Linked DNA regions of Homo sapiens: region 2 is linked to region 1. The links are chromatin loops, found by intact Hi-C in ENCODE. Cell type or tissue: dorsolateral prefrontal cortex. All regions are shown on one strand. Links, peaks and the distances in the headings refer to the core of each region. The heading gives the core; the rest is flanking DNA. Region 1 overlaps INPP5A (inositol polyphosphate-5-phosphatase A). Region 2 overlaps INPP5A (inositol polyphosphate-5-phosphatase A).

Region 1 (11,232 bases), core at 84-8,083:
AGTGGGCACCGAACACAGAGAATGACCATCCCAGATGGAATCTGAGGAGCTGAGAGCCTGGCTTGCTGGGAGGGCTGTGGGGCAGGGTTTGCTGGGAGGGCTGCGGGGCGGGCCCTCAGACACTTCGCCGGCCTCCCTTACTTTGACTTCCCAAGAGAAAGCCCTTCTGGTTAGCTCCATCTTCTCAACGGTCTTCCTGGTGAACCCTAGACCCGAAGGGGGACCCTATCACTTGACAAAAGTGCCCACCGTGAGGCCCTGGAGCACAGACCTCACCGCGAGCCCCAGGGCCAGGCACAAGGCCCTGCATCCCAAGCTTATGGGGTGCAGAAATGCAGCCAGTGAAAGGCACTGTCATGGGGAGATGTTGGCGTCAGCATCCGAGTGGCCTCCCTCCTCTCTGTGTTCATTGTCAACGGCCACCCAGAACAACAACATGCTATAAAGACTCTTTCATGTCCTCTCCCAAGGTTGCTCCCGGACTCCAGCAGCCTGGCAGGCTCGGACACAGCGCGCATGGAATGGGAGTGGCGCCCACTTGCTCTCACGCCAGCTAGAGCTCAACAGACTTTCTGGGAAGAAGGCGGCGGGTCTCTTTCTCAGGCTGTGTCTAGCACCATGCCGGGCACCCTCTGCTGGGCCCAGGGGTGGCTCCACAGGACTGGCCCTGCCCGGCGGCAGAAGCACCTGCTGTGCCTCTGGGTGGCTCCTCCCGGACATCCCCAGCCTTCCACTGGCACGGCTGGACGTGGGGAGGGGGATGTGGCAAAGGGAGGGGGACGCAGGACACAGAGCTCAGCCCTCGTCCCAGGGTCCCCTGTATGCTTGTCAGAGCCACTGATTGCTAGTAAGGGAGCCGGGTGCGATGTGTGAAGGAGGAGGACGAATGAGGCTACACAGTGTCCGGGGTCTCCAGCAACCCCCTGCCTTGGCACGAGAGACCTGCTCTGTGCCCTACCTTTCCCATGGGTTTCTTTTAAACCAAGGGCAGTCAGAGGAATTTTTAAATAAAGTATGAGCTCATAAAAAATATAGAAAAGTGCATTAAAGATTAGTGAACACACTACGGATTATGAATCATTTAGGAGTGAGTCCAAAAAACAGTTCCTCGAACAGAGTCCCAGCATAGACCAGAGAAAATGCCAAGCGTCTTTTGTTTTTTGTCTTCTTTTTCTATAAAATGAGAAGATTCTTGGCATCAATATACCAGTTGAAAATATTGGGTAATATTTGCAAAGTGAACTTCCTAGAAAAAATCCCCTAAATACGAAGCCTAATGTCATCACTATAATTAAGTATAACATTTTATTTTATTTTCAGTTGATGTCATAGGCCCTATATAGAAACAGACCAAATAAAATCTCTTTCTAAACAGAAAAATTAAAAAATAAATTTAATGATTTAAATCAGTGCTTCTGTTGTTGCCATTGCTATTTTACACCAAGACTCTAGAATAACAAGTGAGTGAACCGAGCAGCACGGCTTAGCTCACGTGCCCTCTGCAGGCCCTCACCGCCCTGACCTCCACCCTCAGGGAAGGGCGTCCCTGTGGCTGAGGAGCTGGCAGGGAGGGCAGAGAGGCTGCCACTGGCCTGCCTCACCATCCAGAGCACGCTGGGCACGTGGCGAGGGCAGTGCCCCACTGGGTCTGCACAAGGTCTGTCTACACACTGGGTCCCCAGGTAAGATGAGAACTTGACGATGACTAACATTAGTCCACGGCAGTAGGAGGACAGGGCTGCGCTAACATTAACCCACGGCAGCAGAGGACGGGGCTGCGCTAACATTAACCCACGGCAGCAGGAGGATGGGGCTGTGTGCATCTTTCCATCCATGCTGCTCTGGAGACGGTGCTGAGGCTCTACAGGAGTGTCACTCTGAGCCAGGCTTTCTGGGGTCTGTGGGAGTTAGAAGGGACCGTCCCTGCCACCTGCCCTCTGGACACACACTGTGCCCATGTTGCCACATCGAGTCCGCTCATGGCTGTGGGATGGGCCAAATCCTGAATGGTGCAGGGCTTTGGAGGGCTGCGCCGACTGCAGCCGATGCAGGAACATCGTCAGACTGAGGAGTCAGCCGCCATGCTCTCAGTTTTTAGGAGCTCAGGCCTGCCCATACACAGGGCTAGCGACAGCTGCACAGTCATCCCTGTCTGTCACGCCTGATGGGAGCTGCCAGTGGACACAGGGACCTGGCCTCTCCTGCCCACAGCCTCACGGCGCCCACTGTGCCCACGGCTGAGGGATCAGGGGGCAGAGGGGCTCAACAAGGCAGCCGGTAACCAGATGAGGTCACAACTTCACCTGGAGCCTGGCTGGGGCCGGAGCAGCCAGCGGGTCTCAGGAGTCTGTGGGGCTGTGGGGGGCCATGACCAGGTGCGATGTTACCTACTGGCTGACAGCTGCTCCTCCTCCCAGGACGCAGTGCACACTAGAAGGAAGGACGCCTGGGCGCCAGGAATGTCTGAGGTCTGGGCCTGGGCTTATGCTGCTGGGCAGCCTGGCCTTGGCTGCTCTTGCCGGCCATGGTCTCCACTGAACGGCAGACACAGCCTTTGAGGCAGGTGCTGGGATCCTGCCTCGCGGGCAGTGGTGGTATCCTCCCTGGTGCCCATTGAGAGCCGTGTTTTGGGAAGCCCGGCTCTCGGGGTGTCTCCTTGCGACGTCAGCCCCTCTCCGAGGACGGCTCCTTCTGGATGTCAACGCCCCCAACGGCCATTCCCCTGCAGGCCCAGCTGGCACCTGAGCATGTACCTGTCAGTGATTGGTAACTGGTTGTTAAAAATGGCCACCAGCCTCCAAAGACGCATCCATCACCGTCACTGTCAGACGTGATGGACGGCAGGTGTGGTGTGCGGTCGGGCCGCGTGGAGACGGGTGCGCCTGGCACTGCTGTCACTCTTTGTCACCACGGCCAGCTGAGCGCCCCAGCTGCCAGTTGCCACCGCGCGAGGCAGGAAACACACCCTCTGAACATCCCAGCAGCAGCTGGAGCCGCAGGCTGCATCACTGACTCGTGTGAGGACGCACGGCCCTCTCAGATGGCACACGACTGGCGTGTTTCATGTGGTGGGTTGTAATTACAGCTTCCGTGGTGCCAGATCTGACTCCAGTATCTTTTCAGTTCTGCTCTGTGAGCAAGTCTGCATTAATCTGCATCTGAAACACAGGAGGCTGCGCATTCCTGGGGGACAGTCTCTTCGCTTTGCACACAGAGCCTCTTTCACAGACTGGTGTGGGGCAGGGCAGGACTCCCGGATCCAATCCCTACAACCCTCCTGCCACCAAAAATCACAAGCAGGTCTCCACCTCGGGGTCTGAGAGCCTCCAGGGCCACCAAGCTGGTCGTCCTCCCAGACACCCTGCCCCTGAACTCTCGGCAGGGCAAACAACCCTGTATTTAATCTGCTGCTGCCAGCCCGGCTCTGCCCGGCCTCCCATTGCTGTGGAGATGGATTTAATTAACCTCTGATGAGTCTTTCCAGCAAGCCTGCCACTGAGGGCACCAAGGAGGCGCTGTGAGCAGGCAGAGGAACGCGGTCGGCAGTGAGAGCAAGAGGATGACCCCACCAGCCCAGGACCGAGGGGGCAAGGATGGGCTGCTGTGGGTGGGAGCTCAGCAGTGAAACCAAAGCCAGGCCAGCCGTGGTTTCTGAAAGACCATTACACTCACGTGTCCCTTCGTACCAACACCGCCCCAGGGCGCCCGTGCCACCGGGCACCGCCTGCCCCCAGCCTCCAGCATTCCCAGAACACTCCATCAGGCAAGACGCTCTGCACTGTGATAAACACGGCTTCCTGATGCGCTCTGGCTATGCACGACTGTGTCACTGTCCACAAACCTTCAGAACCGCGTATGCTTACTCTGATCCTGGGCAATCTGAAAACCACCCCAGAGGAGGGCACAGATCTCCCCACAAACCCAGGGTGGAGGCTGGGTGTGGCCTTTTCCGGCTCCCAAGGAGCCAGACTGCAGGTACCAACGTGGCCTCTGAATGTGGTATCTCCACACGGGGGGTTGCAGAGGGTGGGGAGGACTAGCCTGCATGGAGCCCACAGGGTCTCACTCTAACCCATGCTGCTGTTTGACAGAAAGGCTCAGGGGAAGGAAGGACAGGTGCTCGAGATGCACCTGCTCCACACGGCTGGGGAGCAGACAACACTTCTAAGCCCTCTGGGAGGCCCTGCCCGCCTCTGTGTGGCCTTCTCTGAGGGGCTCACCACACAGCTGCTCTGCCAAGAGGAAGGGCAGAGCCCATCTCAAGGACTGAACCCACTCCATTCAGCCCCGAAGCTAGCTCCATCCGAGGACCCTGCAAGACACTCCTGCCGGCCTTTGACTCCGACACTCCCTCTCCTTTAAAATGCAGATGCTTCTAGGAAGGCAGAGAGATGTGCACAGACACTTCGGTGGGAAATCACTCCCAGGCAGGGGGAGAACTGAAGAGAGGTGGGGGAGGCAGCCGCCAGGCAAACCCACTGCCCCGGGCACTCCTGGTGCCCAAGGCCATGGTCTTGAGGGCAGGCGGTACCCTCATCCTGGTGCTGGGCCCACATAGCAAACGCACAGGACACACTTGCTGGACCAATGGGGCTGCCCACAAGGCAGCCAACAGTGGGACACTCACCCACCCAGAACCTCAGCCATCCACAGGCCTGTGTGAAAAAGAACCTGCTCAGCTGAGCAGCTGGAAACGCTGCGAATCCGCACTCTGCCCAGGCCATGCTGAGCTGCTGCACGCTCCAATTCCTCCTGATACTTCCCAGCTGCAAAGACACTGGAGGCTGGACCACAGTGCGAAAAATGAAAGCTGTACGAGGAAAATGAGGCCCTGGACCACAGGGATTCCTCGTCCACTTTTCATCTGAGGAAGGAGAAGCGCACAGCCTCAGGGAGCACCGAGATCAGTGGGCAGTGACGGTGGCCACTGCCGGGTGTGGTCCTGCCATGACAGTCCAGCCCAGAGGTGATGCTTCTGCGTCACACGAGAGCATAGCTGGCATCTCAGGTGCGCCTGCAGCGATGCATCCCTGGAGGCTGCACGGGCATGGCACTGCGGGTGGCGTGGACCGAGCCTGAATCCCGACCAGAGGTACCTGCGCAGCCCCGGTTCACCAGCTGCACTGAGCCTGGTGCCAGGCAGACGTGAGGAGACGCTGCCTGGGCCCTGGGCCTGACTCACAGGATCTGTGTGCTGAGGAGCTCCCAGGAGACTCGCAGGTCCGGGAGAGCCCAGGATGTGTGTGCTAAGGAGCTCCCAGGCACTCCTGTCAGTTCTTCATCAAAAAGCTTCATGTGGAAGGAAACTGCAACAGGGACGTGCCACAGGGCCAAGTGGAGATCAAGCTTGTTCACGCGCAGAGGCTGAAATCAGCCTGTTCAGGTGCAGAGGCCGGCATCAGCTTGTTCACACACGGAGGGAGGCCAATATCACCCCGTTCACACGCAGAGGGAGGCCGGCATCAGCGTTCAGCACAGCCTGATCTGGTGCCGGTATGAGGGGTCCCCAAACACCTGCCCTCAATTCCTTGGTCCAAGTCAGCCTCAAAAGAAAATCGTGCAGAATTTTCTTTGGTTTCCACAAAATTTCTACGAAATGTTTTACAGTCAGAAACCTTTTTTAAAAACCATGCCATGCCAACTAGCAGATTTTGATTTTCCATAAGAGGGGCTTGGATGGTATTTTAAAATTCAATAATCTACCTAATTGGCACCTTAATTAATGCAGCTGAAATTAATCACCACCAACAAATAAATCTGGTCATTTTTCAGTGAGATTTATTTTTAGGTAGGGCTTTCAAAGAAACGTTTTCTGTGCTAGTGTTCAGTGGACCACGTGGCAGGAGACAGTCACTCCGGCGCTGCCTGCTGTCCTGGGCTGTACGGTGTGCCCCCAGATTCATGTTCACCCAGAGCCTCAGAATTGGGGCCTTGTTTGGAAATGGGGCCTTGCAGGTGTAACTAGTTAAGATCTCGGGATGAGACATCCTGGGTGGGGTGGGCCCTAAGTCCATGGACTCATGTCCTTGCAAGAAAAGGCCACATGAGGATGGAGGCGCAGACGGAGGTGATGCGGCCATGAGCCAGGGCCATCTGGGCCACCTGTGGCTGGGTGAGGCAAGGAGGGGTCCCCCCTGGAGCCTCCAGGAGCAGCGTGGCGCTAGGACACCTTGATTTTGGATGTCCAGGTTCCAGGACTGTGAGAGAATAAACTTCTGCTGTGTAAGCCACCCAGCCTGTGGTCCTCTGAGCCACTGCCGCAGGAATCTCCCCACACGGAGACAGGAGACTCTGCGCGGGAGGGATCCACCTGGCACGCACATTCCACGTCAACAGATGAGCAAACAGAAGACAGGCCGTGACCCTCCGGAGAGCCTGCACGTGTCTGCGGCCCACAGGAAGCGACATGGCCACGTGGAGGTGCCACGCAGCACTGAGGGGCCGCAGGTGACCCTGGGGATACCGCCCCTGCCCTGGGCCTCAGGGTCCTCCCCGTGGTCGGTTCCAGGGTCCTGTGACTCCTCACGGCCCCCAGCCCTCAGGAAATCCCTGCGGCCATGGGATCCAGGTGCTCAGCTTCGGGCCAGTCCCTGCACCAAGCACTTAGCTTCAGTGAGCTGTGGAATTTGACACACAGCTGACGACTGTGTTGATGATGCCAGGAGGGAAAAGCGGTCCTTATTCCAGAGGTGTGGCCCTCCCTTGACTGAACAGTCCTACAAGAACTCTACACTACACATCATTTTCCCTATTTTCCACTAGGCTCGCTTTACTTACATAGTAAACTGTGTGCAAAATGTAACGAAAGACTTGTCAAATGAACAGCTATGTATCCACAGTCTTAAAGAGCCACGTGGGCAGGAAAACCCTCCAAACACTAATGCAAGGATCTTAGACACTTGCTGAGTAAACAATCCAGTTTAAAACTATTCATTTTTCTTCCCATTCCTTTGCAAATGGCAGACAAACAGCGCAGAACAGTAAGACCCACGTCTGTCCAGCATGAGGGCATTATAAGCCAGGGCCTGGTAACTGCATGGGCAGCTGCTGTCGCGGGCAGCATCCTAGAGCCCAGAGACCAGGGTGGCCGGGCGTGTGAATGAGCCGTGGTGGGTGGAGGCCTCCCTGCTCCCAGGAATCTGCATTGCCACTGCCTGGGGTGCCGGGGGCTCCCCTGGGTGGCATCTACGTCTGTTGGGGACATGGTGTCCAATTCTGGTGCCATTTAGACAGGGGCTCCCCTGGGTGGCATCTACGTCTGTTGAAGACATGGTGTCCAATTCTGGTGCCATTTAGAAGGGACCTTTGCAGACAGAACCTGGATTTCCCACGAACGCCCTGGGCATGCCTCGGTGATAACCACAGAGCACATGCGGCTTTCCTTCTGCCGATTCGTGTGAACACTGAGTTCTGCACTGGAGGAAACCCGCACTGGAGGAAACCCTCACTGGGGGAAACCCTCACCAGAGACCAGCTCCCTCCCAAGCTGATCGCGGGGCTGGAGAGCCCCCACTCCCAGCAGATGCAACGGAGGCTCAGCCACCACCTCCTGCGTGCCCTTCCTTGGTCCCCTCCTCATGTCTGACACCAACAAACGGCACCAGCGAAGAAAACCTGCTGCTGAAAACACCTGCGTCTGATACGAGGCAGGGGTGCGGTCACTCCCAGGGTCGTCTGATACGCAGGAGGGATGCGGTCACTCCCAGGGCCGCCTGATATGGGGCAGGGACGCGGTCACTCCCAGGGGCGTCTGATACGCAGGAGGGACGCAGTCACTTCCAGGGGCGTCTGATACAGGGCAGGGACGCAGTGACTCCCAGGGGCATCTGATATGCAGGAGGCACGCAGTCACTCCCAGGGATGCCTGGTAAGTGGGAGGGGGCGCCTGATGCGCAGGAGGGACACCTGATACGCAGGAGGGGTGCCTGATATGCGGGAGGGGTGCGGTCACCTCCAGGGCCGCCTTCTCTGTTCTCTGACCTCTCACCGGGGGGAACCCAGGCCTGACTCTTCCCTGGGATTGTGCAGGGCTGACCACGCCATCCCATGTGAATGACCGCCACGTCTGCCAGGCAGCGTGGAGACCCCACCCAGGGCCCACCTCAGGGCTGTGGTTCCGAGAACAGGGATGCACTGGGGAGCAGCTGAGCCCAAGCTGGCTGGACAGCAAGTCCACGGGAATGTTCCTCCCCCGTGGTAGCCCCTGCACTGGTTGAAAGTCACCTGGTCTGTACTGTCCCATGGAATAGCCACGCGGCTCTATCAGATCTGAATTATCAGATCTGAATTAAAATGAAATGAAGTGAAAAATCGGGTTCCTGGGCTGCCCTCGGTGCTTGTTAGCCTCATGTCCTGGCAGCCGCTGCAGGGGCAGAGGGGAGGCAGCTTGCGGTCAGGCTCACAGCAGGACACGCCAACGCGGCTGGGACTTCAAGACGCCACCTGGGTCAGCCAGGCCCGCAGGAGCTCTGCCACGTTCCTGCTTACTGTTCCTTTGAGAAATCCACTTGGGGCATGCAGAGGAGGTTCCAGGAAGACCGCAGTTTTCTTTCCCTTCCTGACTTATAGTCACCTCTGACGCTTCGATGGCCAGGCAAGCCCCACACCCGCTGTCTTAACAAGCTGCACGCAGGAGCTGCTCTTCCTACACCCAGGACACCTCTCCACAGAGCTGAGTGGGTGGGGCTGCAGAGCGGCCGAGGAGCCTGCAGACAGGGCGTGAGGGACAGACGTGAACTGTCCTGCAGCAGATGGCGCCCCCTCCCGCGCTGCCCACGCAGCCCCGGCCAGCACGTCCACCAGCCCACCCGGCTGCACTGGGTCTGTCACCCGACTCGCCCACGTGGCCCCGGCAAGCAGGACACCAGCGTGATGGGGGCGGAGGCAGATGGGTGGCAATGATGCACCCCGTGGAGCCCAGAAAGGGGCCTGGCCGGTCCAGGGCAGAGGGGCTGAGGGAAGACCAGGAGGTGGTGGGGAGGGCCCCGCAGGGGCTGAGGACAGGGCAGGTGGACCCAGGCTGCTGGACTCCATTTAAAACCAGCTACTGTGGGGGAACTGAGAGGAAAAACAGCATTTCAAGTAACTCCATGTCTGTTCCAATTACTGTGGATGGGAAAGTGATAAAAAACAGTGACGACTCAATTCCTGAAGGACGGGAGCTGGTGAGGCTTATGGTGGTGTGGGCGGCTCTCAGACACAGGTGCTCACTCGCCCTGGAGTGCTCCACCAGCCGCTCGAGCAGCTGCCTGGAGGTTGCTGAAGCTCTTTACTGACTCTCAGGAGAAAGTGGCAGTTTCTGGAGAACTGTTTATCACCAGTTCACAAAGTAAACAGCCCCTTAAGCACAGCCATTAGAATTCCCGTCCTCTGTAGTTTGATGTTTAAAGTTAAGCATGAAGGCTGCCGTGGAAGATCCCACTGGTTTATTGGTGATGGGAATCTTCGAACTCTGGCTTCAGGCCAGTGCCCTCCCCAGCACTGGCCCTCTGCGTGGACCCCTTCAGCAGCGCAGAGGGCTGGGACGAGGGCTCCTTTAGCGACAGCCTAACACGAACACGGAGGACGGGGTACAGGTGGGGGCGAGCATGGTCTTGCTTCTTCCTGGGTAAAACTCAGGCAGGTCCCAGACCTGAAACTGGAAGGTCCGGAGAGCCCACTGAGGCCCGGGAGGCAGTTCCTGCTCTGCACCCACCCTCCCTGGCGGGGTCCAGGGCACCAGGGCCATCTAGACCTGGGCAGGAGCTGCCGTGCTGCGACTGCCTGTGTGAGAGGAACTCTTTAAGAAATAGGACTGATCTTGGTGATCAAAAAACACTGCTGACAGTGACCCATGAGGGTTGAGGGCTGTGTGTGAAGGCACTTAGGGAGGCCAGGGGAGCAGGCCAGGTGATGCAGGAGAAGATGTGGCAGACTCAGGCCGGCTCCCGAGGCCCCTGCACTGTTCTCCCGCCATGCCTCCTCTTACGGCCACACCCACAGGCAAACCCCGGTGAGGTGCTTTCTTCCTTTTCTGCTCAGCAGAAAAAGGAAAGCCTTGCAGTCCTTCATAGGAGTTGCCCAACGCCCCACAGGACCCAGCGTCCAGGCCCCCCACGCCTGCTGAGACCACAGCGGCCACGCAAGCCCCACAGGCCCTGGAGTCCAGGCCCCCCACGCCTGCTGAGACCACAGCGGCCACACAAGCCCCACGGGACCCAGCGTCCAGGACCCCCACGCCTGCCAAGACCAGAGCGGCCACACAAGCCCCACAGGCACCGGAGCCCAGGCTTCCCACTGCCCCCGACGCCTTGTGGTCACACGGCCCGGCCACCGGGCTCAGCAGCTGGCTCCCTTCACCAGGGAGGCTCCCGCGGCTGCTCCAGTGCGTGCCTCACCACGGCTCTGACCCGGCCAGGACCAGCTGCCCTTTACTGTGACATTTGCTCTACCAGAAGGAAAAGGCCCTTTCCAAGCTCCCTGACCTTTCCCCAATTGCTGGGCGCCCGGGATTGATCGGCTTTGGTCTTTCGCGGGTTCTTCTTGACTTTCATCCTGGCCCCTCCCAGTCAGAGCGGGAAGTACTTATGTGCACTGTGGACTCACTGGCTCTCGAGTAACAGGTTAGAAATGAGCTCACTCAGAGATGTTCCAGACCTGCCGGAAATGCCGCTTCCAGCCCCCTGTGGCTTGGCGGGGGTGGAGGAGGAGCCTATGACAGGGCCCCGCCTCTGTGGCCCCCAGGCCTTGCTCCCGGGTCCCGCACAGCCTCGGACGCGGGGACATGGATTCTAGCAAGGATGGGCACAGCCCCTGCCCTCGAGCCCTCACCGAGCCTGTGGGATGGCAGGCCAGAGACCGATCCATTTGACAGCCTCTACGAGGAGAAAGGAAGCACAGCAGCGGGATGGAAAGGACTTCGGGGCCCCTGCTGGGGGATGTGTGCTTTAAAAACTCCATGTGCTCCTCAGCCCACCACACGCAGAGGCCCTGCCTTCCTCCTCCACAGCCAGATGAAGGGATGCCTCGACCAGGAGCCACTGAACGTTTAGGCAATGCCACCAGCACGGCCAAATGTTGATACACAGGCATGCGGTGGGGCCTTGTGACAAGGTGCTGCCAGCTCAACCCAACAGAGGGTTTTAGGGGCACTCATTTCTGCCAACCACAAGAGACCCAGGATGATCAAAGCCAGCTCAGTCTGTCTTTCAGAAACAATGTCCTGCCACCGTTGGAAGATGAATACGTGTGGGT
Region 2 (11,232 bases), core at 1,795-9,794, 49 kb after region 1:
CCCGCGACCGCATGTCTCCCGCGACCACACGTCTCCCGCGACCACACGTCTCCCGCGACCGCACGTCTCCCGCGACCACACGTCTCCCGCGACCGCACGTCTCCCATGTCCACACGTCTCCCGCGTCCACACGCCTCCTGTGTCTGCATGCCTTCCTGACGCACCACGTGCTCAGGACATGCTCGCTGCCCACTCCTCATGTTGTTCTTGTTAGTTTGGCCACATGGAGGGCTCTGGGGAAAGTTTTGCTAGAGTGAAGTGTGTATCTCATGTATAGTTTTAAATACACTGTAGGTTCACCAGGCACTTTATGACTGATTTAACTTAGTAGTAAAACAGGTATTCAAATGGCTACTGAAAAACACAAAAGGTCTGCAGATCCGCGGCACGGCGCAGCCTGACGCACCAGCTCCTTGGCTCCAGCTTCCTGCAGCACACGCTGCGTCGGCGCGCTCTCTCCACTCTCGCCGGCCGCTCCGTGCCTGAGCGCACAGCACGCAGACGCCGTGTCTCCAAAACGGAGCGGAGAGCGCCACCGGCCGGCTCCTGCAATTCTGTGCGGCTGATCCTGCCACGGGCCTCATAGAAGGGCTTGGATGCTATAATTTGGAAGGATCTGAAGGTCTTCAGGTAACGGGGCAGTGACAAATCATTTTGCTGGCCAGAATCTTGCTCTCGTCATCAATGAAATCACCACTCAAGCAACTGAGATAAGACTACCGCGCAATTTCACAGGAGCCGCTCCGTCTCCCGAGGGAGCACAAACACGGAATCCGAACGAAACGACATCGTTTGTGGCTCCACAGTTACTACGACGTGCAGGGCACTTCACATGGATGTCATCTGCTCCGGAGGCCGCGTGGGGTTCTGAGAACTCACACACAGCAGGAAACGATAGCGTCAGACGGGAAGTCATCGCACAAACACCCCCAGGCCGTGTGGAGCACGCACGGAAGCCCCACACCCGGCCTAGCTCACGCACCTGCCCCCGACAAAGAAATGAACAGGAGGGGACAGCTTGTGTCAGCGGAGCGTCTCAGGGCAAGTCTTTTCCGTGAAGACACACAGCACATGACCATCAAACGGGGATGCTGTTCACGGCAGGGAGGACCGTCCCTGCCTGTTCTTATTTCTGAAACATGCAACCCTCTCATTCGGCTTTTCATTTTCTCACACTGGATGGGAACACAGATACAAACTATTCCTTCCTCTTAACTCAACTCTAGGAAAGCCAGGTCCCCACCAGAGCCTTGCCAGGGAGCCAGTGTGGGACAGCCAAGGGGCCTCGAGTCCAGGTCCAGGAGGCCCCTGGAGTGACCTCTGGACAGTGGCTCAAGACACCCAGCCCACAGTGGCCACTCACAGAGACAGGGCAGGAGAGGTCTGGGGAAGCCAGACACCAGGAGGGGTGAGTGCCGAGACAAAATCCCGGAAGACGGCACGCAGTCTTACCTTTAAAGTCAAACTGGTAGATGTTTTTTAAGGACTCATGAAGAAAATAAAAGCTTCCTAGTGCCTGTAGAGCAAAAAGAGAAATCAAATGAGAGACTGGTGCTGGGAATATTTCTAAAGATCATTTTTAACAATAAAAGAAGCTCTTTTAAACTAGCTAGAGCAAGAGTTTCACCAGTTATAATTTAATCACAGTTACTGAGGCACAGGATGTCAGGCAGAGGTAACCTGCAAACACCCAAACTCCACCAAGCTCCAGGCATGCGGTGAGCCGTGCAGCCGCTGCTGGCTCCAGCAGGGACGCAAGTCCCACGGGCCAGGCATTGAGTGGACCAGACCCTTCCCAGGTGAGCCGTGCAGCCGGTGCTGGCTCCAGCAGGGGCGCAGGTCCCGCGGGCTGGGCATTGAGTGGACCAGACCCTTCCCAGGTGAGCCGTGCAGCCGGTGCTGGCTCCAGCAGGGGCGCAGGTCCCACCGGCCGGGCATTGAGTGGACCAGACCCTTCCCAGCACTGATGCTCGGCTTCGTCCTGGGGCCTCCAACCATCAGCTCCACTGCGCCTGGCCCCACCCTGCCCCATCGCCCCAGGAGCTGCCAGTGTCTCCCACTTACAAATTAGCCGGATGGTTGCAGAGCACAGGGATCCCTGCTCTTCATACCAGAGAAGGCAAAAGTACGCGGCTGGACGCCACAGGGCTGGGTCGACGGATACCACACAGACAGTTACTTGTTGATCTGAACTGCAAGTTTCACGTGGTATTTTCTACAGATGAACCTGTGTCTACATGCAGCAGTGTGTTCGTACTGACATGTGTATTATTTCTGTGTATTTTTTTCTTTTGCTAAATCTGGCAACCCCAACACGGGGCCTGGTGCAACTCTGGGGTGATCAGAATATTCTACACTGGTTTGCAGTGGTTGCCTTTGTCAAAACTCACTAAATTATACCCCAAAGAGGGCGAATCTCACCATCTATACATTAATCGTTATAAACCTGACTTAACAAACAAACCTATCTCATAGGAGATAGCTGTGTGCCCTGTGGGGGTAGCAGGTCCTGGGATAAAGCAGGGGAGAGTTTGAAGCGGCGGTGCCAGGTGGGCCAGAGAGGAGGGCACACGGGCGCAGCTGCAGACGGAGGGCAGGGGCTGCCTGCAGGGAGCCCAACCGTTACCAGGTCACACAGGGCCTTCCACAGGGAAGAGACTCTGAGCCACTGGGGGCTCTAACCCCAACTCTGCATTCTGAACAGGGCCTGTCCTCAGCTGAAAGCACAGGGCGTGGTGCATCCCTCACTGTGTCTGTGTGAGCCTGTGGGCAACACAAGGGCAACGCCTGAGTATCACCTCATTCCAAGGCTTCACTTGTACACTCTTGCACATTCATGTACACACATGCACACCACACGCTTGCAAACATTAACACATATATGCACTCACGCACAAGCACTCACAGGCACTCACACACACTTGCACACATACACTCATGCACACACAACATGCATTTGCTCACAGGCACTAACATGCACACATGCACTCATGCACACTCACGTGCTTGCTCTCCCACTTGCACTCATACACTCATGCACTAACTCATGCACACACGCACTCACGCACACTTACACTTGCACTCAGTCATGCACTCACACTGGTGCACACACGCACTTGCTCACACACGAACTCATTCGTGCACTCACATGCACTTGCTCACACACTTGCACACATTCATGCACACAATGCACTTGTTCACACTTGCACACACATGCACTCATGCACACGCACACACTTGTTCACACTCACTTGCACACACACTCATGCACACGCACGCACTTGCTCACACTCACACACTTGCACACACGCACTCATGCACTCTTGCTTTGTTTTGGGCAGAACCATGACCCCACAACCCTGCAGTTCTGAGTGCCCCAGTGTGGACCTCCTGCTGAGATGCTGCCCTACGGGGCTGCAGAGCTATTGTCTCTCTAAGAAAGTCAAAGGCAATGCCTGAACATCACCTAATTCCATGGCCCAAGCTAAACGTCCCACACACTTCAGGCTCTGCAGTTCCCAGGGAACTGCTGCTCCCTCCCTGACGACCGGTCACTGGGGTGGCTGTCCTGGGGGCAGGGCTGCAAGAAGGTGCACCACACTGGGGCGTCAGGAGGCTGCTGCTCCCTCAGAGGCGCAGGGCGGCAGGCACAGTGCATGGTGAGGGGACTTATGTTCTGGGCCTGCTGAGGGCCAATCGTGCCAGTAACTCTGGCCTGGTCCCTGTCTGCAGCCCCCTGGGCCCCTGGGTCAGCTCTCTGGGGCCTGTTAGGCCGTCTCTGGTTTGATGCCGACTCCACAACATGGGAAGCTCCCTGGAGGCTGTGCAGCTCCTGCTCCTAGGGCGTGTGCAGTGCATGGTGGGCTGGGGTGATGGTCCTGCTCCCGGGGACGCTGGCCACATGGACACCTCACCAGAAAACAGTGTTTCACCTTGGGGATGACACAGCTGCCCTCTGACAGAACACACTTCAAGGAGTGCATTTAAACTCCTAAAAAGAGAGGCCGGCTGGCAAGCCTGAGTCCTGTGCACCGACGCCATGGTGGCCTCTGCCTCCTGTCTCTGCTGCGTCTGGTGGGGAAGGGAACACACCCACAGGCAGGAGCAGGGACACGTGCCGCCTCCACCCAGCACAGGTGGCAGGTGCGAGTGCTCGCTTGCATGTGCACACACACATGCACACTCATGAGTGCCAGACCTCGGTGGGAGAACCCAAAGCTGCAGGGTAACCATGGGCCTCCCAGCCCTGCATCCTGGCCACCACCCAGATGGGAGCCCCCAGGCTAGATGACAGGGACCTTCTGTCTAGGGGACGGAGATGAAGGATACCCGAGGGGGACGCAGTGCACTTCCTCTTCTCTCGCAGGTGGGTCTAGGGTGCAGCAGGCAGCATCTCTGCCTCCACGGGAAAGCCAGAAGGTGGGAGAACCTGTGTGCCTGACATGGGGCTGTGTCCTCAGGCCCTCTGTGGTCCCTGGCCCCAGGCCACATGCCCTGGTGAGCTGCTGCTGGGTCCAGAAGGCTGCGTGTGGCCATGATGCACTCGGCTGTGACATGGACACTGCTCGACTGACCCGCTATCTCACTAGGCATCTGCTGTGAACCTGCTCAGAACCCGGGGAACTGAGCCACCTTTACAGCAGGTCTTAAAAACACCCAGTGTTGGCCAGGCTTGGTGGCTCACGCCTGTAATACCAGCACTTTGTGGGGGCGAGGCAGCGGATCACTCGAGGTCAGGAGTTCAAGACCGGCCTGGCCAACATGGTGAAACCCCGTCTTTACTAAAAGTACAAAAATCAGCCAGGCGTGGTGGCATGAGCCTGTAATCCCAGCTACTTGGGAGGCTGAGGCAGGAGAATTGCTTGAACCTGGGAGGCAGAGGTTGCAGTGAGCTGAGATCATGCCACTGCACTCCAGCCTAGGTGACAGGGCGAGACTCCGTCTCAAAAAAATAGAAAATTAAAATTAAAAAGCCAGTGTTCATCCTTTTCTTTGGCAAAATAGAGTTTCAGCACAGAGTTAAGAGAGAAAACTGCAGGCCTATGCCCCATGGATGAAACTTAATGTCTCCTCCACCAACATCAGCCCTTCTTTATAGAAGATATCCCTTCATTTGTTTCAGATAAAGAAAGCACTCTGAAAAAACATAATAAATGTCGCTGCAAACATTTAAATCATTACCTCATTGAATGTTAAAGCTAACAGAATATTATAAAGTTTGCAATAAATAAGTGAAAAATAAATTGCCAGTGCAGGGATAGAAACTGCAATTCATAGTCAGAAAATCCATAATTAGCTGTAATGAACATTTAAAGTCAAAGTTCGACCCAACTTTTTCGGTGTTTACCCTGTCCCATCAATACGGTTCAGGGCACCCATTTATCACAGACACCAGGACATTGGGCCAGGAGCGTGTCCGGGGCCTGCCGACAGGAAGTCCCCAGCTCGCCCAGGTCTCTGACCACAGTACTTGTCAAGAGTATGTCTGTCACATCTGAGAATAATGACTCCTCGCCTCTTGCTAAAAACAAAATACTTTTTACGTATTGATAAACAAGACTGTCAAGAGTGCTCATTAATTCTGCATTAGTGAAATGCAGCCATTAGCTGTGATGCTTCTGCGAGGACTGCAGACACGGGCAGGAGTCCTCCAGCCCCCGGAGGCCACGGCACAGCCGGGAAGCGGCCTCCACTGGACAAAGCCAAGCCCCTGGGGCACCGAAAAGTCGATCCGGTGCGGGCCACACAGGAGATCCAGACCCCGGCTAACCTGGGCCCTGGCTGGGGCTGCACTGGTGGGACCCTGGTCTCTGAAGGCAGCCTGGGAGCTAATGGGCAACTGAAGCTCCCAGTCACCACCATCAGGCTTCCACACCAACTGGCGACCAGGGCGCAACGAACCCTGCGTACCATGGGGGCTCAGTGCCTCTCACAGGGGCGGCTAGTGAAGATGGAGTATTTACAAATGCTATTAAAACAACCTCTCAACTTCAATTGGAGTCCGGTAATGTGATAAATGGCCACACCGTGTCACTTAGCTTGATTTCGGGAGCTGAATTCTGATAGCGGGCCCACTTTGCAAACACAGCCAACTCAGGGCGGGAGCAGACCACTTCTCACACATTTGGAAAGAACAACGCGTCCCGGCAGGCACTGTGCAATCACAAAGCCCGTGTTTGTTGAGCAGGGTCCCACCTCCCGGACGGAGCCACCGGCTGGAAGGCTCGGGATGACTCAGGCCGGGGCAGAGGCTGACAAGCCAGGAACACAAAGCTGCCATTGGAAATGCCTCCATCACTTTTTATTTGCAAACAAGTCAGATGGCCGGTAATTTATCATTTCCGCAATCAGGTGAACGACCAAAGCACACATCATTAACCTGGTCTTCTGCACCCAGCTCCCTCGTGCACAAAACAGAACACATTCCTAAAACTTCAGTCACACAGACCCCGCGCTAAGGGACGCACATGAGCACACACTCTGCTCGAGACAGAAAGGGGAAATGCACAAGCAGTGCCCATGTGAGGCCCCAGGTGGCAACAGGGCCCTTCCCCTGTGCTGGTTCCAACCGCGTCGCGGGCGTGACCACAGGTGCCAGCTCCCAGTGCGCCCCAGGGGGATCTCTGTGGAGCCTGCCACTGCATTCTGCCACTGGGAAGGGAAAAAGTGTTGAGGGAGGAGGCCACGGCCCGCGGCCCAGGGGAGCCCTGACTAAGGCCGACCGTGCTTATCAACAGTGACTCAGAAAAAAGAGTGGCAGCATTTGGTGACTCCCATCTCACTCTGAGACAGCATGACATTTTGTTATTTCTACAGATAAAGCGTTTTCACCTCCAGTTTTTTTTTTTAATAAAATAAATCTAGGAGCAGAAAGAAAAACTTCATAAGATATTGTTGGTAACTAATCTTCAAGTCTGCAACAAAATAGAGAACTTCATTTGTTTTAAATGAGAGTCGAGAGATTACTAAACATGACTCCCCTCATACGCAGCCCACTCCTTCCCCAGCTGCATGCTGTGAGGACACAGGACCCCCAAATGAAGGACGCGGCCTCACGCAGGAGCCCAGGGGCACGAAACCATGCTCACCTGGGCTCTGACACACCCTGTGAGGGCCAGTGGCAAACATCTGTGCTCTCTGAGAACAAAGCTAAGGACATCACGGAGAGGCCAAGCCTGACGTTCCGTCCTCATTAGGGTGAAAGCACCTGCCCGAGCTGAGGCAGGCATGTGGTTCTGAGCCTGATCTTTCAGACATTTCCTCTGCCCTTGTAATACAGGAGAAATGAGAAGACAGGCTCACAGTGACTAATGAGTGACTGCTGAAGACATGAGCCACAGGGACACACCACATCCTGTGAACTTACAACCCCACACCCTCACGGCTGCTTTGCACCCAAGAGAAACTCCTGCACACACACACATATGTACACATCCATGCACACACATGTACATAACCCACATCCATATACACTATAGACAAACATACATATGTAATACACACACATACATGCATACACCTGTAGACATACATATGTCTGTATACACACGTGGAATGCACACACAGACCTCTCTCAGAGACGCTGGAGCTCTCAGGAGACAGGCATGAGAATACAATGGCATATGACCTCTGAAAACACCAACTGAAAATGACCCAAATGCTTAACGTGCAAATGGGTAAATCAAATTTGAAATATTCCTATGATAGAACCAGATACAGCAAGGAAAATACACAGATCAGAGTTACATCCAGAAACACAGGTGGATTTCACAAAGGAAGCCAAGAAAGAGGACAGTTTCTCAAATGTCCTATGGCGTGATACCAAGATAAAGACATATTTTAGCTTATTTTGAATGCTACATAATAATTCACCATATAAAAATACTGTAATTTGGCCAGGCACAGTGGCTCACACCTATAATCTTAACACTTTGGGAGGCCAAGGTGGGTCGACCACTTGAGGTCAGGAGTTCGAGACCAGCCTGGCCAACATGGCGAAACCCCATCTCTACTAAAAATACAACAATTAGCCAGGTGTGGTGGCCCATGCTTGTAATCCCAGCTACTTGGGAGGCTGAGGCAGGAGAATCACTTGAACCTGGGAGGCAGAGGTCGCAGTGAGCCAAGATCGCGCCACTGCACTCCAGCCTGGGCGACAGAGCAAGTGAGACTTTGTCTCAAACAAACAAACAAAAAACCCTGTAATTTATCCATTTCTCTGTTGCACATAAAGACTACTTCCAATTATTTGAGTATTGTAATTGATGCTATAATAATCTTCCCTGCATGGTGTTACTGAGCAAGTGTGTCAGAGATAACAAGCATCCAGGTACATGGGTACTGAGTGTTCACACAGACATACTATGCAGGAGGATTTGCTGGGTCACTGCAGACACGCACCCTCCACATAGGGTAATACACACATGTACACGTGAATTAAACATGCGTGCATATATATATAACAGCCTTGCTGTGTCACCGCAGACACGTGCCCTCCACATAGGATAATACACATGTGTACACGCAGATTAAACGTGTGTGCATATGTATATAATACACAGATGGCCTTGCTGGGTCACGGCAGACACGTGCCCTCCACATAGGATAACACACACGTGTGCACGTGGATTAAACGTGTGTGCATATGTATATAATACAACACATGGCCTTGCTGGGTCACGGCAGACACGTGCCCTCCACATAGGATAATACGTGTACACGTGGATTAAACGTGCATACATATGTATATAATACAACACATGGCCTTGCTGGGTCACGGCAGACACGTGCCCTCCACATAGGATAACACACACGTGTGCACGTGGATTAAATGTGCGTACATATGTATATAATACACAGATGGCCTTGCTGGGTCACAGGAGACGTGCCCTCCACATAGGATAACACACACGTGTACACGTGGATTAAATGTGCGTACATATGTATATAATACACAGCATTGCTGGGTCATGGCAGACACGTGCCCGCCACATAGGATCACACACATGTGTACACACAGATTAAACGTGCGTGCATATGTATATAATACACAGATGGCCTTACTGGGTCACGGCAGACATGTGTCCTCCACATAGGATCACACACGTGTACACGTAGATTAAACATGAGTGCATATGTATATAATACACAGCATTGCTGGGTCATGGCAGACACGTGCCTTCCACATAGGATAACACACAGTTTACACGCTGATTAAACATGCGTGCATATGTATATAATACACAGATGGCCTTGCTGGGTCACCACAGACACATGCCCTCCCAGGCACCACCACGTTGCCCCTCCTGTTGCCATGACGATCCCCCAGTGGTCTCATCAGGGCAGTGCCCACGTTCCACATCCTTGCCATGGCCCAGTGCCAGCCTCTAGTTTTTGCCAACTGGATAGGTGTGAAATTAGACCTTATTGTTTTAATTTGCATCTTCATTATACTAGCATAGTTGGGCACCTCTTCATCGAACTGTGTGGCTGTGGTAAAATGCACACAGCATAAACTTGACCATCGTACCCACCTTCAGGTGAGCAGGTCAGTGGCACGCAGTCCGCGCCTAACGAACGTCTGCACCCGTCACACCATCCATCTCCAGGACACTGTCCACCTTCCCAGCTGAGACTGTTCCCGACCAGCAACAGCTCCCATCACAACATCCATCTCCAGGACGCTGTCCACCTTCCCATCTCCAGGACGCTGTCCACCTTCCCATCTCCAGGACGCTGTCCACCTTCCCACCTCCAGGACGCTGTCCACCTTCCCACCTCCAGGACGCTGTCCACCTTCCCAGCTGAAACTGTTCCTGTCCAGCAGCAGCTCCCTTCCCGCTCTCCCCTTCCCGCTCTTCCCTTCCCGCTCTCCCCAGCCCCTGGCAACCAGGCACTGTACTTTCTGTCTCCATGACTTTGACTAATCCGAGTACCTCATGTAAGTGGAATCATACCATGTTCGTGTTTCTGTGACAGGCTTGACTTGGCATAATGTCCTCCAAGTTCCTCCACCATGTTGTAGTGCTTGCCAGAATTTCTTTCCTTTTTACGGTTGGGTCATATTCCATGGTACTGCTTCCGCATTTTGCAGTTGTGAATAATACTGCTTTGATTATAGGTGTGCAAATATCTGCTGGAGACTGCTCTCAATTCTTTGGGGTCTGTACCCAGAAGTGGGACTGCTGAATCAGACGGGAATTCTATTTTTAACTTTTTGAATAATCACCTCAATGTTCACAGTGGCTGCCCCCTGTTATATTTCTACCCACGTGCACAAAGGTTCCAACTCCCTCCCATCGTTATCAGCACCTGCTATTGTGTCCGGAATTGGTGGGTTCTTGGTCTCACTGACTTCAAGAATGAAGCCGCGGACCCTCGCGGTGAGTGTTACAGTTCTTAAAGGCGGCGTGTCCGGGGTTTGTTCCTTCTGATGTTCAGATGTGTTCGGAGTTTCTTCCTTCTGGTGGGTTCGTGGTCTCGCTGGCTCAGGAGTGAAGCTGCAGATCTTCGCGGTGAGTGTTACAGCTCATAAAGGCAGTGTGGATCCAGAGAGTGAGCAGTAGCAAGATTTATTGCAAAGAGCGAAAGAACAAAGCTTCCACAGTGTGGAAGGGGACCCGAGTGGGTTGCCACTGCTGGCTCGGGCAGCTTGCTTTTAGTCTCTTATCTGGCCCCACCCACGTCCTGCTGATTGGTAGAGCCGAGTGGTCTGTTTTGACAGGGCGCTGATTGGTGCGTTTACAATCCCTGAGCTAGATACAAAGGTTCTGCACGTCCCCACCAGACTCAGGAGCCCAGCTGGCTTCACACGGTGGATCCCGCACTGGGGCTGCAGGTGGAGCTGCCTGCCAGTCCCGCGCTGTGCGCCCGCACTCCTCAAGCCCTTGGGTGGTCGATGGGACTGGGCGCCCTGGAGCAGGGGGCGGAGCTCGTCGGGGAGGCTCCGGCCGCACAGGAGCCCACGGAGCGGGTGGGAGGCTCAGGCATGGCGGGCTGCAGGTCCCGAGCCCTGCCCCTCGGGAAGGCAGCTAAGGCCCAGCGAGAAATTGAGTGCAGCGCCGGTGGGTGGGCACTGCTGGGGGACCCAGTACACCCTCCGCAGCTGCTGGCCCGGGTGCTAAGCCCCTCATTGCACAGGGCCGGCCGGCTGCTCGGAGTGCGGGGCCCGCCAAGCCCACGCCCACCCGGAAATCCAGCTGGCCCGCAAGCGCCACGCGCAGCCCCGGTTCC

What was found. Hi-C counts contacts between places; a loop is a spot of excess contacts. Peaks named below come from ENCODE experiments on the same cell type or tissue, not always from the same donor. Only the 100,000 strongest peaks of a DNase experiment are listed, where the experiment ranks them.
Region 2: a loop joins it to region 1, with 4 times the contacts of the local background. A loop is called at or near these places in 4 of 110 quality-filtered maps.

The regions. Positions count from the first base shown.
Region 1 is chr10:132,727,945-132,739,176 of GRCh38, reverse strand. The region is part of intron 9 of INPP5A (inositol polyphosphate-5-phosphatase A); the gene reads right to left. Among named protein-coding and RNA genes, the nearest start is that of NKX6-2, 53 kb to the left of the region's middle. RefSeq lists an enhancer at 3,741-4,392 and a silencer at 4,765-4,922. In dorsolateral prefrontal cortex, for the core only: CTCF peaks have their summits at 397, 603 (motif pointing left) and 3,504; DNase peaks (open chromatin) are centred at 476, 2,956 and 3,585; H3K4me3 peaks cover 1,842 bases; H3K27ac peaks cover 5,564 bases.
Region 2 is chr10:132,680,676-132,691,907 of GRCh38, reverse strand. INPP5A (inositol polyphosphate-5-phosphatase A) reads right to left here. Exons shown (of 16, transcript NM_005539.5): 5 at 1,453-1,516. Among named protein-coding and RNA genes, the nearest start is that of NKX6-2, 100 kb to the left of the region's middle. RefSeq lists an enhancer at 3,872-4,616. In dorsolateral prefrontal cortex, for the core only: a CTCF peak has its summit at 6,212; DNase peaks (open chromatin) are centred at 6,167 and 6,557; H3K4me3 peaks cover 1,177 bases; H3K27ac peaks cover 8,000 bases.